Linked DNA regions of Mus musculus: region 2 is linked to region 1. The links are chromatin loops, found by intact Hi-C in ENCODE. Cell type or tissue: heart. All regions are shown on one strand. Each heading gives the region's core, and the rest is flanking DNA. Links, peaks and the distances in the headings are about the cores only. Region 1 has its middle 14 kb from the start of Stam2. Region 2 overlaps Fmnl2 (formin-like 2).

What was found. Peaks named below come from ENCODE experiments on the same cell type or tissue, not always from the same donor. Only the 100,000 strongest peaks of a DNase experiment are listed, where the experiment ranks them.
Region 2: a loop joins it to region 1, with 5 times the contacts of the local background. A loop is called at or near these places in 27 of 42 quality-filtered maps.

The regions. Positions count from the first base shown.
Region 1 is chr2:52,754,894-52,757,810 of GRCm38, reverse strand. No RefSeq gene overlaps it. Among named protein-coding and RNA genes, the nearest start is that of Stam2, 14 kb to the right of the region's middle. In heart, for the core only: no CTCF peak of the experiment used is centred there; no DNase peak of the experiment used is centred there.
Region 2 is chr2:53,120,778-53,123,694 of GRCm38, reverse strand. It overlaps Fmnl2 (formin-like 2), which reads right to left. Exons shown (of 27, transcript NM_172409.2): 22 at 1,044-1,207; 23 at 122-223. Among named protein-coding and RNA genes, the nearest start is that of Prpf40a, 69 kb to the left of the region's middle. In heart, for the core only: a CTCF peak has its summit at 1,645 (motif pointing right); no DNase peak of the experiment used is centred there.

The DNA of each region.
Region 1 (2,917 bases), core at 320-2,819:
GGGATAAATACCAGTGTTTTTTAATTTAGGTGCTGGGGGGTTAAACCCAGGGCCTCATGTGCTCTACCGCTGAACTACACTGCTTAGCCACCAACATTGAAAACATATACCTTCTTTATAAAGACTGAAAAACATGCTCTTACAAGGATGCAGGTGAACACAGATGTTGACTAAATTCTGAATTTAAAACGGTGCCTCAAAGCTAGAAGGGGAAATGCTGTTATGATCGAAAATTACCCTATAGCTTATGTAACTAAGGTTCAACATTATTTAGAGTGCTCCTTAAATCTTCAACGACGGTGTATGATAATGGTTCTTATCCATCTTTAAGGTCCCACCCCATAAACTGTTCTGCAGAGACCCATGGCCTTCCTTCTCTTTTTATTTATGTGTCTGTGTAAGTCTAGTTATTCCAGAATAGAAGCAGTATTTCGCTAGACATGGCACTAGTGTGTGCTTGGTGCAAGGCTGTGAACTCTTCATCATGGGGTTCTGGGAGTAGCAAGTGTTCTTAACCACTGAGCTATCTCCCCAGCCTCAGTTTCCTGGAGTTCTAGCACAATAGTCTTTATCACAATCGCTGACTTTCGCACATGAGATTAAGTCTAAACAAATACGTATTTTCTATATTAAAACTAAAACATTGGGCAGAAGATGATGATTGGGTGAATATTTTTTAGGAGCACAGCCCAATTCGTTGACATTCATTAGCAAAGTGACTTATTAGCAGCTACTTTTGCCACTCACTATAAATTATTTGAAATTTGTTATAGGTTGGCATATTACAATGGTGTATTACTCACCTGGTTTCGTAAGGTAGATAAAGTGATGTTGTTAATTTTGGCTAAATTAGGTCTAGCCTGAAATTTGTTTTACTGTTTCTTTGTTTTCTAGAGAAGCTGATTCTGGGGTGAGACAATGTTGCCACCCACTGGGCAGATTGTAGTATGACAGTGAACAAGACCAGTTTTAAATAAACTGTGAAGTAAAAATTAAGCTAGTCCATTTTATCGTTCTTTAATTTCACTGGCAGTAAAAACGTATTGAATTAAATCAACCAGCTCTTTCAGGAGTCCTGTGACAGGAGGTCTTTAGGACTTTAACAGTAAATTCCTTTAAAGCATAGAAAAGCCAGGCAGTGGTAGTGCGTACCTTTGCTCTAGCATTCTAGAAGCATAGGCAGGCAGAACTCTGAGTTCACGTCTAGCCTGGTCTACAGAGAGAGAGAGAGAGTTCCACTACATCCAGGGCTACACATAAAGACTGTCTTATAAAGAAAAAAGGCATAGATAAACATATGCACACATACAATTTACTGAATTTAATCGTTGCTGACTCTTTTAACAGTCACTTTTTAAAATCATTTCTGTTCATTCTTTACTTAGCTTATATTTTACAAAAACCAATTACCAAGAATTACTATTTTCTTCTTCATTGCCCATGCATCATATACTTATTTTTGTGCTTGTGAAACGGGCTCACTACATAGCTCAAGTTGACTTCAGACCTGCAATTATTACGCAGTTATTATTATCTCTGTTGAGTGCTGGGATTGTGGGTATTCGTTGGTGCCCAGCTTCAAATGGGTCTGTACCAAAATATCATTGGTCTATACTGAGACTATACCCGGACATTCCCCACACGTTCCCCTACGTTTCCTCTTCTAGTGTTTGCATATGTCACTCTCCTCATCTGAATGGAATTCCTTGAAAGCAGTCTTTTCGTCGATGTTTTCACGCCCCATCAAGCTGGGACCCCCCCACTACTAGTATTTGGCATTCAGTGGATGCTCGCTCAGTGTTTACCAAACAGTGAATTGCAGGCATGCTCTTGATGCTTTTATTCACTGTGCAGCAACAGTGAGGATAATGCGAGGCAAACGGGAGTTGTTAAACAGCCATCATCTCCGGGCTGATCCCTTCCCTTTACCCTGCTCCAGGTACACAGTGATGGGGACCGGAAGTTAAAAAGAAGGAATCTGTATCAAACTGACCTTGTGCAATGTGTCTGTCCAGAATGTGCGAAGTGCCAAGGATGGGCCACTTATAAGACACAGAAACTTCCAATAGTTCTGGAGACTGGAAGTCCTAGATCGGGGCGGCAGGACAGTCAAATTCTGGTAAGGACTCACTTCCAGGTACAGACTGGCAAATTTTTGTTATTTCCAGCAAAGAAAGAAGAAAGGGGGGAAGAAGAGGAGATGGAGGGAATGAGAGAGGAGTGAAGGAAGTGGGTCAGGCCATTCCTCCCAGCCTCTTCTTATGAGTGTGGCGCCCTTACCTAATAAGTGTGAACTCTTAAGGGCGGTCCCTTCTTGTTCTAATGTAGTAGCTTGAATGAGAGTGGTTCCCATAGGCTCCCATATTTGAACCTTTGGTCCCCAGTTGGTGGCACTGTTTGGGAAGGATTAGGGGGTGTGTCATTAGGGATGGGCTTTGAGATTTTAAAAGGCCATGCCATCCCCAGTAGCTCTCTGCCTCCTGCCTGAGGAGCCAGATGTAAACTCTGGGTTCTGCTCCAGTGCCGTGCCCCTTGGCAGCCGTGCTCCCCATCATATGTCATGGAGCCTACTACTCTCTTAGATTGTGAGCTCCACATAAAAGACATGCTTTCACTTATAAGTTGCTTTGTTCGTGGTGTCCTATAAAGTCAATAGAAAAGTAACTAAGAAATCTAATTATGGGCTGGAGAGATGGCTCAATGGCTAAGAGCACTAACTGCTCTTCCAGAAGTCCTGAGTTCAATTCCCAGTCACCACATGGTGGCTCATAACCATCTGTAATGGGATCTGATGCCCTCTTCTGGTGTGTCTGAAGACAGCTGCAGGGTACTTATATGTATAAAATCAATAGATAAATCTTTAAAATAAATAAATCAATCTTTAAAAGAAATCTAATTATTTCACAAAGGCTAGACC
Region 2 (2,917 bases), core at 173-2,672, 370 kb before region 1:
AGATCTGCCCAAGGCCAAAGAGCGCTTGCTGCACAGGAGTTAGGTCACAAATACCTCTGGGGGGCGGGGGGGTCACCTACAGGAAACAGAGAAGAAGGCTAAAGGGTGTCCTCGTACTAACCTTGTAGGCTTTCACAAATCGAACAAAGACAGGGAAGAACACGGAGGGTGGAGTTGTCTTGGGATTTTCGCCAAAATATTTCACCACATCATCAAAGGCATCCTGAAAAGAAGCACGATTTTCTTGAATCTCGTTAGTGCTAGGACTGGATGCACTTGGCCAGACGACTAAAGCAAACAAGCTTACCCTGTACCCCATAGGATTCACATCACCTATACCTCACGAAGTGGGGCAAATAACTCACCCCTAGGGCCTCCGGCTGTTTCTTCCCCAACTGCATCATATCACACACACACACACACACACACACACACACACACACACAAAATTTCTTCCATGAGTTTCCTAAGAGCATGACACAACTCCTTAAGCCCTGATGTCAGGAAGGATCAAGGGAGCAACTCTGGCTCTAAATCCCAACTCATGCACCTTGCACTATCCCCATGAGAAGGGACAGTCTCCTCTGTGTTCCACCACAACCCCAAACCAGTGATAGCTATCACTGCCTGCCTCGAGTTGCCGGCACACCACCTCCCGCTCTATGATGCCGTGCACTGCACCCCGGTCTAGGTTTACTTGTGTATCAGAGGTCCCTGGAGTGGCAGAGGAGGATGACGTCTAAGATCTACAGAAAGTCTAAACTCTAGGGATGTTGCTTTGGGAGCCCAGGCCTGGTATGTTACAAACCTGAACACAGACCTGTGCTAGAAGAATTTAGGAGAAAAGGGAAAGGGGAAGAGGGGACTTGTATAGAAAAGCACAAAAGGCCCCACTTGGAAAAGGCAATTTCAAGGACACTAAGAGGAAAATTAGACATTAGCGACATAAGCTGACCCACCAACATTAGAAAAATGTAACGTTACTTTCCCACCACAGAGCCTGTGCCTCCGGTGGCCTGGAAGGGCACGCTCTCCCGGGCTACCTGAGCAATCTTCGCGTCCTCCTGCAGTTTCTTCAGCTTGCCCTCGTTGTGAAGGAGGAACTCTTTCAGCAGGGTGTTGTGGTCATGCATGGTATACTCTCTCTTGGTTAAATCCATCCCCCTCTGCAGCTCCTTCACATCCAGCAGAACGTTCTCCAGGGAGACTGAGGGAGAGCACGCAGCATGTCAGGAAACGTCTCCTGAGAGCAAGTCCGGCAGCTGACATACGTTCTCGGAACAACTTACAACTTACTTAGGACCTCACAGCTAGTTCCCACCTTTAGTCAGGTGGCCTGTCATAAGAGTAATTTATGAACTGCCACTGTCAAATACAAGAAATTCTTCAGATGAACTAATCCCGCTCGTTGCCTGCAGATGAACTACTCCTGCACACTTTGCCAAGGAGGAAAAGCAACAAAAAGAACTTGTGTGGCCTGCCGTAAGTCACACAGTACAGAGACACCAAGGGCCTGGGAAAACAATCCCAGCAACTACTTCTTGTGCGGAAGACCACGGTTCCACCTGCATCCAGCTTATTGGTTTAGCTGTAAGTTCAACAACCCAAGAATATTTTTTCTAGCCTACTCTGGATGCTTTCGCACTCCTCTGACTGTCCAGCAGAGGGCAGAATTTTACCTGCTGAACTGTAATTGCTTAGAACACTAAGACTCAAGGCAACCCTGGAACAGCTTTTTTTTTTTTTTTTTTTTTTTTACCCTTTCTTGAGATATATATATGGCATAAACCTTGCAATAATGCCACCAGCCAGAGTGGGAACACTTCCCAACTCTTACGAGCCACTTTCCCTAGAGAAGGTGGTCCCATGTTGATTTCCCTGCCACGCAGCCCTGTGACTTAGGAATCAAGGCAACGTGTTCTCCCCTTACTAGACCTGCACTATTATACCCCCAGTGTTTCCCCCAGTTTTGCCCCATAATACCTGTGATAGTGGGAAGTGCAGAGAAAGCTCTCCAAACTGTCTGCTGAGCAGCAGAGGAGCCATCCTACCTGACTACATTAAGGATGTGTGTCAGATAGCAGGACACCAGTTCACCCAGTAAGCAGTCAGTCGCTGTATTTTTCTCACAGGCTTTTTTCAAAGGAAAATTTCGTTTCCAAACCACCTATGCTGCTACATCTTGCTATTTAGTCTCCTTAATTGGAATTATACTTAAGAACCTTAATTTAGGGGTCTGGAAAGATGGCTCAATGGTTAGGAGCACTGACTAATCTTCAGAGGTCCTGAGTTCAATTCCCAGCAACCACATGGTGACTCACAACCACCTGTCATGGGATCCAATGCCATATTCTGGTGTGTCTGAAGACAGTTACAGTGTACTCATATACATAAAATAAGTAAATCTTTAAAAAAAAAACTTAATTTAGGCAAAGGAAAGCAATTCCATTATGCCAGCTGCATAAATGAGCCCTTGATGTCTATTCCAGACTGTTTGTAGCCACAAAACCATTTCTACCCACGGTTCTGACTCTACAATGGCCTCTACATCATCTAAGCTAGCCATGTTACAGTTTCATGAATTCATTTATTCACTTATCCAACTTGCTGAAGTCTGAGTGAATTATGCCGTTATATAAAAGCCATTATACCCGTAAGAATTGTATAGACTGCAATGGGCCTATACATTGGTATAAGAAAATTTGACAAATCTGTGAGAGTGTAGTAGAAAGTACTTTTAGAATGCTAAAACAATGGTCATTTCACTTGGCTAAAAAAAAGTCCTAATTGCTATACAGACTCAGTGAGTCTGGGGTTGCTTCAAGAATCTAGTAATAGTTTATAATGAACACTAGGTATTGATGGTTCAATTTCAAATTACCATTTGAAAATAACTGCCTATCACTAGCGCTGGGAT